Regions from separate parts of the Homo sapiens genome. Here all the other regions are linked to region 2. Evidence: chromatin contacts called from ENCODE Hi-C or POLR2A ChIA-PET data. All regions are on one chromosome and are shown on one strand. The core of a region is the stretch at or near the end of the contact, and the rest is flanking DNA. Distances in the headings are between cores, read along the strand shown. Region 1 holds the start of ATP8A1-DT (ATP8A1 divergent transcript). Region 2 holds the start of RHOH (ras homolog family member H). Region 3 overlaps TBC1D1 (TBC1 domain family member 1). Region 4 overlaps TBC1D1 (TBC1 domain family member 1).

The links. Hi-C counts contacts between places; a loop is a spot of excess contacts on that map. ChIA-PET counts read pairs that join two places held with the same protein, here RNA polymerase II (POLR2A). Pooled maps may share reads with other maps.
Region 1: a pooled map shows a loop between it and region 2 (4-fold over the local background). The contact joins the promoter of ATP8A1-DT here to the promoter of RHOH in region 2. A Hi-C loop is called at or near these places in 1 of 168 maps with a recorded cell type or tissue (OCI-LY7), 7 of 37 single-sample maps with no recorded cell type and 6 of 50 pooled maps.
Region 3: a map of OCI-LY7 shows a loop between it and region 2 (6-fold over the local background). The contact joins the enhancer-like site here to the promoter of RHOH in region 2. A Hi-C loop is called at or near these places in 1 of 168 maps with a recorded cell type or tissue (OCI-LY7) and 2 of 50 pooled maps. POLR2A ChIA-PET finds 5 or more read pairs at or near these places in 1 of 52 experiments (HEK293).
Region 4: a map with no recorded cell type shows a loop between it and region 2 (12-fold over the local background). The contact joins the enhancer-like site here to the promoter of RHOH in region 2. A Hi-C loop is called at or near these places in 3 of 37 single-sample maps with no recorded cell type and 9 of 50 pooled maps.

What each region holds. Positions count from the first base shown.
Region 1 is chr4:42,656,218-42,659,078 of GRCh38, reverse strand. ATP8A1-DT (ATP8A1 divergent transcript) reads right to left here and starts at 1,556. Exons shown (of 1, transcript NR_186688.1): 1 at 732-1,556. It overlaps ATP8A1 (ATPase phospholipid transporting 8A1), which reads left to right and starts at 1,974. Exons shown (of 37, transcript NM_006095.2): 1 at 1,974-2,254. The coding sequence starts at 2,206. RefSeq lists enhancers at 1,538-1,747, 2,738-2,787 and a silencer at 1,778-2,247.
Region 2 is chr4:40,195,597-40,198,346 of GRCh38, reverse strand. It overlaps RHOH (ras homolog family member H), which reads right to left and starts at 1,316. Exons shown (of 3, transcript NM_004310.5): 1 at 1,047-1,316. RefSeq lists an enhancer at 244-343.
Region 3 is chr4:37,969,600-37,972,364 of GRCh38, reverse strand. All of the region lies in intron 2 of TBC1D1 (TBC1 domain family member 1), which reads right to left. Among named protein-coding and RNA genes, the nearest start is that of PTTG2, 11 kb to the right of the region's middle. Within about 2 kb of position 1,449, at least 8 of the 41 ENCODE cell types and tissues checked have a DNase peak (open chromatin) inside an H3K27ac peak, as active enhancers do.
Region 4 is chr4:38,131,081-38,133,870 of GRCh38, reverse strand. TBC1D1 (TBC1 domain family member 1) reads right to left here. Exons shown (of 22, transcript NM_001396959.1): 21 at 614-787. Among named protein-coding and RNA genes, the nearest start is that of PTTG2, 170 kb to the right of the region's middle. RefSeq lists a silencer at 794-933. Within about 2 kb of position 1,455, at least 28 of the 41 ENCODE cell types and tissues checked have a DNase peak (open chromatin) inside an H3K27ac peak, as active enhancers do.

The sequences.
Region 1 (2,861 bases), core at 307-2,806, 2.5 Mb before region 2:
CGTTTTCAACTTTGCTGATGAGTTAATGGGACACACATGTAAAAAATGGATTGCTCTATACAAAACAGAGGTAACTTCTGGAGTTCCTTCAGTTATTACTTGTAAATAAGCAGAATTGAACCTCAACCCCATCTGAGGACTAATTAGGAATTACAAAGGTGATTGCTCATAAATGAACTATCGTCATGCTGCTGCGCACTGATTTTTAATAAGAACTGGTTATGGCTTCATATAGAATTACACCTAAAATGTTAATCAGAAAAGCACTGCATTTCCTCCAGTTTCTGTTCGCTAACTTTTAAAGCTGATTATTATTTTTACTATTTTCCTTGCTATGTTAGCCCTTTAATTTTGTTTCAGACTCATGTTCATTAAGCCAGAGCAAGCCTGCTTTATACAAGGAGACCCTGGGCCTTGGAAGAAATAAAAATGCCCAGTGATGACAGTCCAGATAAAGCTGTGTTCATTTTTTACGTTTAGAAGACCATACTTTAAATCATGACTATCACTGAAACAGATAGATTCATTTATTGTTGAGTCCTGCTTTACCCTGAGATGTTCCATGAACACTGAGAATACATTTTCTTTGTTCTAATTCCAGCCTCTGAATCAGAGCCAACTAGAGTGGGCTCTTCATAAATATGCATTGACTGCCTGAGTATTAATGTAGGGCAGGGCTCTGATTAGCAAGTGCTACCTGCAGGAAGCAGAAGAAATACCACAAATGGAGATAGGACGCTATTAGCAGATTTTATTTCATTTTTTCCTGAGGCTTGGAAATAATCACTTCTCTCTCAGGTCAAACCTCTCCAGCTCTCTCCCTTCAGGATGTGAAAAGATCTCAAATAAAAGGCCTCTATGTGAGGATCTCTTTCGCTGGTTGCTGGAGGAAGAGCATGAAATGAGGGAAGAAGCAAATTGCTTCTGATTTATTGTTTCTGGTTTATTCCTTTCCTGCCAGTTCAGCAGCTCGCCAGAAACAGCACAAAACCTTACATCTTAACTTGAAGGTGAAGTATTTGTTTTGACAACTTTTTAGCATAGATCTCGGTATACAAAATAAAAGGTAATGAGGCTATGATAGTCTGAAGGACATCGGCAAATTAAAATTTAACATATTTATGGATTTTATACAAAGACTCCTCTCCCCTTTGCAGATAAAACGACTGCATCCAACTTTATGCAGATTTAACTAAAAGAAAAAAAAAAAGTCTTTTGTGAACCACCTGGGCCAATACTTAGTTGGCTTAATTGCTATTTCAGTGCCTTGTCAGGCTGCAGAGCCTGAACTAGGGAGATGCACCGGGCCCACTTGCAGGCGGGGCCCAGATGCACCCAAGCCCCATGGACAAGAGCACCATGGGCACCAGGGGCCTCCCGACCTGGCAGCCTGTTGCTAGTGGGCGAGGCAGGAGGACAAGTGCGGCTCAGGCCACGAGTCGGGCTGGGCGTGCAGAGAGGTTAGAATTACACCCAGATGGCGAACAGTCAGTCGTTCCTTTCCTGCTCTGGCTGGGAGCTAAACCTTGTAGTCCCAGACCCTTTCGCCTTCGCCTGCCGGCTCAGACCCAACAGCTCTTTCCGGACGACGGGCGGCTCCACTGCGATCAAAAGCCAGGGGTAGCGGGAGGGGATTCGTGAGAATGCAGCAGCCAGAGCAGTCTTTCCTTTCTGAGCAAGATGTGAGAGAGTCCGAGTGGCCTGGAGGAGGAACCGGGTCAACCAACTCCACAGGGCGGAGCGAAAACGCTGGAGGACTAAGGAGGCTAAGAGTTGATCCCCCCTTTGAGTCGTGATACGGTCCGAAGCGGGGCGGGGCGGGGCGAAGGAGGCTCCCCCTGGCTCTCCCCGCCCCTCACCCGCCTTCCTTGCTGAGCGGCCGCGGGAGGGGGAGCGCGAGCCCCGCAGGCCCCTCCCCCGGCGCCGGCGCCCGAGCTCCGCCCCTCGCCGAGCCGCCCCTCCGCGGCTGCAGCAAGAGCTCGCCCAGCTCTGCGGGCGCCGCCACCTTCGCCGCCACCGCTGCCTTTCTCCTCCTCCTGTCGGCGTGCGGGGGCCGCGCCCGGCGGCAGCTCTGCCCTAGGTGGGCGGCGGCGCGGCCCAGGCTGCAGCTGAGCGCTCTGCGCGGCGCAGCCGGGTCTCCCGCGTGTACCACGCCGTGACAGGTGCAGAGTCCGGGCTGAGGACCCACCTGCAGCCGCCGCCGCGATGCCCACCATGCGGAGGACCGTGTCGGAGATCCGCTCGCGCGCCGAAGGTAAGGGGCCGCCGAGGCTCGGGGCTAGCCCGGGGTCGGGAAGCGAGTGTGTGTGTGAGCGTGTGTGTTTATCCTGGAAGAGACCGCATCCTACCTCTTCCCCGGCGGCAGTCCGACTGTCGCGCCCGGCCCCTAGGGGACCCTTCCCCCCGCGCTGCCCCCAGTGTACTCGCAGACCCTTTCCAGGCTCCAGTACCCTCGAATGGGTGTTCTCCGCGGGAGCCCCGAGGCGTGCTTTGCACCGCAGTGTGACCATTAGGTCCCAGTCACTGAGCTCACTCGCCCTGCCCACCTCCCTCCCCACCAGTTCGATTTCCACTCAGCAGATCCCCAGCCCGCCGCCCCTGCCTCCGGCGCCCACCGTTTTGCAACCCCCTATCTGAGCTCCCAGCGAAGCGAGTTTGCTTTTCCCCGGCTGCAGGATCCTTTGATCCGTAGTCCCTTGGCTCTCGAAGCGCGGGGAGCCTTCATCGGGGTCGGGTGCCGAGTGGGTTCCCTGCATTACAGCTTCTGCAATTCTGCCTCCTGCAGCGGAGTCCCACCGGCTCGCGTCTGAGGTTTCGTTTTTGTGTTTCCCTTTTGCCCGAAACCCTCACTTCGGCCAGCT
Region 2 (2,750 bases), core at 67-2,566:
CCAGTGTCTCTTCAACTGGCCTTATCATCTCCAGGTCAGTCTCGCCTTTGTGCCTTTGCCCACAAGGTCCTCCCAGTCTGAAATCACCTGCCCCTTCTCCTTCTACCGACACTTCGCATTCTTCCAAAGCCCAGATCTTCCTGACAACTCCAGTTTGCCCCCAGGCCCCCTCCATGGAATTCACAGAACTCTTCAAGCCTGTGCTGCCCCACTCATCACTGAATTCTCATCTTGCATTGCTTCCTAAATTTTACTTCTTATCACAACTACCAGATTATAGGGTCCTTCAAAGTAGAGATTTTTAAAATATTTCTCTTATATCCTCCACGGCACCAGCTTAGAACCAATAAGGGGACACCAACTACTTGTTGCCTGCTTGAATACGTCAATGGCAACTTTCATTTAGTAAAGCACCTAAAACCGGTGATTTCCCAAACTTTGTTTAGTTACAACTCAGGCTACTGACTGGTACCTCGTAGCATATCTCCAAATCAAACCACCTCAGAAGAAAGATTAAATTTAATTAAAAAATACATGTTATACATCATAGAGCACTTTTGGGAAATGGTCATTAACATTGGCAATAGGTGAAAAACACAAGCTAGAAATTCCAGATTGAAATCTACATCATTTAGACTTCGGTTCTGTTTCTTTTCTGAACTAGACAACTTTAAAATTCATATTTGCACAACTTAGAGCATCTTTAGATTTACTTCATCAAACCTTGGGTAGTATTTAAACTACCCATACAGTTGAGCTCAGCCACAGTCACAAGCATATGCATTCTCTAGAATATCTGGAAAACCAAAAAGCCAACTATTGTAACTTTTCATGTTTCAAAAATCTTGTTAGGACTGTGGTGAGGGGCAGTGAATATCAAAGCAACACTCACCCCCCCGACCCCCGTCCCCCTGTAAATTGATTCTACACCTTACAGCAGGTAGCTCAGAGTCATTACGATGTTTGGCCTAGAGTAAAAGCTAAATAAAATTAGAAAAATTTCTTTTGACACCAAAGAAATACTTTTAAGGAAGCAAAATCCTTACCTGTTGCAGAATGCCGAAGAAATGTCTTGACAGTAAAATGACTGACTCCGGAAATCAAATTTGTTCAACAAAAGCAGGTGAAAACAAAAGCGGCCCAAGCCTTTTCACTGTGGTTGATTTCCTCATAGGATCAACCTCTCCCTCGTTCCCGAGAATATTAACTGATTCACACTGGAAGAACTGAAAATACAACAGTTGGGCTGGCAGGGAGTCCACCCCAAGATGGTTGGGTTAGTGTGTGTGGGGCAGCAGGAGCAATCCGAATGTGACAAAAGAGATTAGCAAGTTCCTGTGCCTAAGTCAATTTCCTGTAGCCGGCTTCTCCGCAGAGGGGGTTTCATTTGTGTGGGTTTAGGGGGGTGTGTGTGCACGTGCGTTTCTCTCCATTAGAATATGAAACTTCCCCAGATCAGAGGCAGAATAAGGCCTTTGCCGCACCGCTGGGTTTGCGTTTAATTTATCCCCCACCCTACTCCGAGACTATGTTTCTCTCCCCCTTAGCCCCATTTTCCTCCAGCAAAGCCCTACGTAAAACTGAAGAAAGGAAGACTGAAGAGTCCAAATGATTCCTCATGGAAGTAAAATTACCAAAAAAAAAAAAAAAAAAAGTCCATGCCACTGACCAATCTTGGTTAATTTGAGCTTAGGAAACAACACCTTAGAACTTTCCCCCCATCAGCTTGGGGAAAACAAGAGGTGGATTGTCTGCTTCGCTTTGCTGCATTAAAAACTATCAAATATTTTGCAAAGAACAGAGGCAGGCTTAGTGAGAGTTCGAGCAGCCCCCTGCCGTGCGTTCACCCCTGTATGGACGAGCACCTGGGCTGGGAGTTACCTGGCGATGAGTTGTTTTTTCAGACTCCTCAGAGTTTCATTATTTGCCTAAAAACACAAGTTTACTTGTTTTGTCCTAATGGGCAATCCAGGTGTAGAGACCATCTGCAACTACTTAGGTTATGGCTAAACGCCTAACCCAACAAATTGAACTTTTGTGATGTGGTCACAACCGCCTGTGCCCCAAATCCCTGAATAACTAACTGTTGATGCTACTGCTCACGGTGATAGCTTGGTCAAAATACCTGCCGACCGTAAGGATAAAGTCAACTCCATGCCTTTTATTTTATTTTATCAGTGCATCGGCCCCACACTCAAAGATTTGAGTTTAATTGAGCTGGGTTGGGACCGGACATCAATATTATTTTAAACCCCTCTGATTATTCTAAAGTACTGCTGCCACTCTAATGGATGAGAAGGAGGAAAGAACATTCCACGTAGAGGCAAATAGTATGTGCAAAGGCCCTGAGGTGGGAAAGAGGTTGGCATGTTCAAAGAAGTGAAAGCAGATGACTGTGCTTGCAGCATAGTTGTAGAGGGAATCAATGGTACAAGGTGAGCATTCTTATCAATAGACACCCAATTACCAAGTTCACAAGACTTCCACATGAACCCATGTGTCAATTTGTTAATGCACAGTAAGAACTCAATCTGCCAGCTGAGATCCTCGAGCCTTCTGAAGAGCACATTATCTCCTAGAAAATCCTCTGTGGGAGGCCAGGTGCAGTGGCGGTGGCTCACACCTGTAATGCCAGCACTTTAGGAGGCTGAGCGGGGAGCATTGCTTGAACCTAGGAGTTCGGGACCAGCCTGGGCAACGTAGTGAGATCCCATCTCTACAAAAATTAGCTGGGCAACCACACCTGTAGT
Region 3 (2,765 bases), core at 200-2,699, 2.2 Mb after region 2:
AGATTATAGGCATGCACTGTCACACCTGGCTAATTTTGTATTTTTAGTAGAGACAGGGCTTCTCCATGTTGGTCAGGCTACTCTCAAACTCCCTACCTCAGGTGATCCACCCGCCTCAGCCTCCCAAAGTGCGAGATGACAGGCATGAACCACCGCACCCAGCCAGGCATCAGTAATTTTTAACATCTCCAAGGTGTTTCTCTCATGCAGTCAGAATTGAGAACCTCTGCAGACAGAATAGTCATTGCTCAAAGACACTGATAGTTTCCAGCCCTGATTGTCTATCAGAGTCACCTGTAATGGGAAGGTGGCCAAGTGAGAGAGAGAGTAGAGGGTCTCAGATGATTGGGCTGTTTTGGAGCAAAGGTCAAATTCTCAGAGACCTCAAAGAGCAAGCAGGTCATATAAATGTGTGAAGAGGGCAAGGTGTGAGAGGATAAAGAATGAAGTAACTACAGCATCTTAGAGAATGCATTCTCAATTATTAAAACACTCCACCTAGCCAAGTCAAATGTGTCAGCCCACTGAATTCAGCCACAGAGGTCATTATTGGTGTTGACCCATAATGTTGACTCTGGGTTTACTTAAAGCTTAGAAATATATTCTAGCAAGTGATTCTGATTATCAGCCAGGATCAAGAACCACTCTTACAGTTTTAGATCCTTTACTTTAAAATATATATATATAGTTGCTCTGTGGAAAGCAATAGGCTATCCAAATAGGACTGCAGAGATCTAAACACGATAGTATCTGATATGGTTTGGCTGTGTCCCCACCCAAATCTCATCTTGAATTGTAGCTCCCATAATTCCCATGAGTTGTGGGAGGGACACAGTGGGAGATAACTGAATCATGGGGGTGATTTCCCTCATCCTGTTCTCATGGTAGTGAATGAGTCTCATGAGATCTGATGGTTTTATAAGGCAAAACCCTTTTTGTTCGGCTCTCAATTCTTCTCCTGTCTGTTGCCGTGTAAGATGTGACTTGCTCCTTCTTGCCTTCTACCATGATTTTGAGGCCTCCCCAGCCACGTGGAATTGTGAGTCAATAAACCGCTTTCCTTTATAATTACCCAGTCTTAGGTATGTCTTTATTAACAGCATAAGAATAGACTAATACAGTATCCCTACAGAAATCTCAAATTGTTGTCTAAGTAACTTTAAAAGGATGCTTTAATGTCTCACCATCTCAGCACTCCTGAGACATTAACGGAGGACTTGAAAGGCAGGGGGGCCGGTCTGGGAACTGGAAGAGTTGCTTCCCTACTAAGCCTGACCATATCCCCACCAAAACAAACCCTGACACTCCTGCCCCAGCTCTTCTGCCAATTTCTTCTTTTGAGGAGGAACAAGAAGCAAGGGCGGCAAAACCTCCTGTAAGTTTAGGAGGTGATGCCAGGCAGGCTGCCCTCTAGTGGGGGGGGCCAGTGAGGCAGGGACACATGCAAAAGAATGACCTCACTCTGCCAGCTTGCTCCTCCCCACCCTAAGACCTGGTTAAAAATAGAGCCATTGTAATACAAACTCTACAAGGAAGTTCAACTGGGTTTCAAGTGAATCAGAACCACTTGGCAATGGATCAGGAATTCAGTTCACAAATATGAATATTCATTAGCACCTATTTTGGAAAGCCACAGAAGTCCTTGCAGGAAATAGCAAAATGGAGTCAGACCAGAATCCTGCCCTCAAGGGGCATAGAGGGTAGCAGGGAAGCTCAGGCAGGGAAAAGAGTGACAAAAGCCTGAAGTTATTTTCCCTCAAAGTCCAGGTGAAGCTTCGATGAGTTCCCAGAGGAAGGAAAATAACTTCAGGCTGCAAAGGAAAACCCAGCTTCCTGGCTGGTTTCAGGCCATTTACAGAAGGTGGAGAGGGAATGGGCTTTCCAGGAAGAAGGATCCGCATGGAGAAAGGCTTAGAAGATTAACGTTCTCTGGAAATCAGGCCTTGCATAGGAGGAGATAGGACAGAAATCAGAGCTTCATAGTGGAGAGGGAATGTTAGTGTAAGTTTGATGATATGCAATCATCTCTTACAAACAGAAAAATTTGTTTCCAAAGAAACCCATATTTGCCAAGGATAATACCAAATCCTGAAAATCTAATACTAAAAATCCCTCTGCATAAATTGAAAACATATATGCCCATGTAAAAATGTGTCCATGAATGTGCACAGCAGCACAACTCCCAAGAGTGGAAACAACCCAGCTGCCCTTCAACTGATGAATGGATCAACAAGATATGGTATATCCACACAATGGAATATTATTTGGCTATAAAAAGTAATGAAGTACTGATACATGCCACAGCACTGATGGACCTTGAAAGCACTATGCCAATTGAAATAAGCCAGTTACAAAAGACTGCATACTGTATGATTCTATTTATATGAAATATCCAGAACAGGCAAATCCATAGAGACAGAAAATAGACTAGTAGTTACCGGGGGCTGGAGAGAGGAGAAAATAGGGAGAGACTGCTAATGGGTGCAGGGTTTCTTTTTGCAGTGATGACAATGTTTTGGAATTAGATGGTGATGATGGTTACATTAATATACTAAATACCAAAATTTGTGGATTTACTAAATACCAAAATGTTACAGAATGTAAATTACATCTTAATTTTGGTAAATCCCGCTGTGTGATGATGATTGAATGACTTTAGGTAAGTTAAGTCACTGGGCCTTTGTAATAATGGATCCCACACTTAAAAGGGATAGTTTTGGCTGGGTGTGGTGACTCATGCCTGTAATCCCAGCACTTTTTGGGAG
Region 4 (2,790 bases), core at 206-2,705, 2.1 Mb after region 2:
GCTGCACCTCAGTGCTTGCTCTGCACACCCTCCTGCGTGCACAGTCTCAACTGGTCTTTCTTCTGTATGTCCTCACCTGAGTATATCCGTGTTGAAATGGAAGTTTCTAGAGGGGAGAACTGAGACCTTCATTAATCAAATCTTTGTATATGCACCAAGGACTCACAAAGAATTATCATCTCTTCTGGTTTGTTATATTTATTTCTGTGTTACTTTCCTCCTTTACCATCCCTCTGTGGACCTAGCTGGTTTTGCTCATAGAAGTTAAAAGCTCTTAGATTCTCTTTGAGTAATGACAACGGCTGGCATTCAGCTAACAGGCCACGGCATCCTGAATCCAAGTTCATCTCTGGGCCTGTCCCCTAAAAGAGTTAAGTGCAGAAACAGCCTCTCAGAAAGCTCTGGGACTGCCTGACCTTAGCAAAGGACAATCTGTCTGCTCCATAATAAAAAGGACCCATTCTCCCGGGATACCTTTGATCCCAACTATAAACAGATCAGGGTGGGAAAGGTCCTCTGGTCATGGGAAAGCCCAGCCTGCTGTTGCCTTTGGTGAGTTAATGAACTACCATATATTTGTGATTCAGGAAGCTGCTTTATAAATATGCTCTACCTGCAACTGTTCAAGGAGGTCAAGGTTCTGTTTGCGTAAGCTGCTGTTGGTTTTCTCTAATTTATCCATTCTTTGGTTGTCACTGAGAGGAGAGGAATCGATAAGTTCTTCTTGAAGGACGTGGTACTCAACTTCATAAGCTTGTAACTGTTTAGCGATGTCCATTTCAAATACCTGTTATAGAAAGAAAAGTCATCACGTACTAAAACTGAGAAAAACCCCACAAGTACAGGCAGGCGTCTGCAATCACGACAATGCGCACCTGTGAAGCGTCTCCTCTACGCTTAGCTCTACACTTGGTACTAGAAGTAATAAATAAGAAAAACTACGCACTGAGAAGGTAATAATTTTACTTGGGACAAAAGGATATAAGAAACATCTAGAAATAATTCCAAGGTAACATTAAGTACAGGTTTTTGATACTCACCTTCCAAAAGCCAAAAAAAAAAAAAAAACCTCTCATTTTTAAAGACATAAAAATTTATTTTTAGTTCTTATTTCACTTCTTTTCTCTGAAAATTCTGTTAGGTTAGATACATCAACTATGGGTTAAAAGGAGAAAAGAAACAAAAGAATCATAGCCTGTTTGCAGAGTCACCAAGTCAAAGTTTAATTATAGTTCAGTTGGGTTTTCAGAGTTACAAGAACAGCTAAGTAATGGGACTGTTTACTAAAAAACTCTCCTTTGCACACAAATATGCAGAAATGAGCCAAAACCCACATGTCACCCACACAGATGAGTGAATACGAAACGATGCCTGAGTTGTCTTCTTTCCCACAATAGTAATGGTGACGAAAACACCACACGTGTGAAAAACAACTCCTAAGTGCCTAAGTGACTCAAGCCGTCCGTGTCTGTACTTTCTCTTGGTAAGGAAGGCAGGGCGGAAAGCAGAATCAGAAGACAGCTGCTGCTGCTGCTGCCCAAGGCATTTCCTTTCTTTCCAGTTGTTTCTATGAGAGAACCCCAGGGGCTGGGGCCTCTCAGCACAGCAGTGAAGCCCTAACGTTTATCTGATGGATCTGAGAATGCAGTCAAGCTGGGACCATCTTAAAAGAAAAAAAAAAAAAACCCTGCTAGATCAGAACACACATTCAGAAAGTGAAGTCAGGCTTTAAAAGGGCAGAAACTGCCTCTCTATTGCATTGCCTTAAGCAACTCCAATATTGTTAAAAATCAGTGTAAAACTACTTCTTCTGATGGCTCCCTACTGGCATTCAAACTAGCCTATCTTCCCTGGAATCAATTTTCAAAAACCATGTTTCCTTTCTCACCATTCCCAACAATCTTATTTTCTCTTCCTTGAGATGAATTTTTCAGCTTGCTGTTTTTGATTCAGTGGATAATATTAATAAGGCACAAAAGTCATTTGATGCCTAAAAACTAAAATCCATTATATCTGTGGGGTGTGTGTGCATGTGTGCGAGGGGAGTAAGAGGGAGAGAGAGAATTGTTTACTGGATTGAACTGATTCTCTTTTGTCCTTCAGAGCGACCGTGAGGTCAGCAGGGATTATTATCTCCATTTGACAGCCGAGGTAACTGGCTCAGAGGCTTTGAGTCAGCCTTAAAATTGCGGCTCCACTGGCGACTCTATGAATGACTTGAGCTCGGTACTTAACCTCTCTCAGCCACAGTTCCTGGCCTCCCACCTGGGGCAGACAGCGCCTACCTCCCAGGATGGCTGTGAGAATTAAACGAGGCAACTCCTGGAAGTTCCCAGCACACGCCTGGCAGGTTGAGCAGGCGCTCTCTTAGCTAAGGGATCTGCTTCCACACACCTGCCACAAAACCCTCACATTTCAACCTCAGCAAAACCATCATCAATGGATGCCACGTCATGGAACTTCTGAATAGTCTGAACAGTAAAAACCACAAATGTTAAAACTGAGATTGTTTGGCACTCATGTATAATTATAAATATGGTGCTGAATAAATGTCATGTACACTATTACTTTTTTTCTTTCACAAAGATTTAAGTGATCTCCTAACCTGGAAAGCCTGGGAACAAAACCTCTGGCTTTTCCTACGGATTGATGTTCTGTGTTAAGTTAATGGCTCTCAGCAGTACCCAAAGCCATAAACTCTTCCAGGCCTCCATTAATCCCTAGGAACCACCCTGGGTCACAATCATCTCTGCTTAATTGCCTGATGATCTCCTGACTGCCAAGACTCCT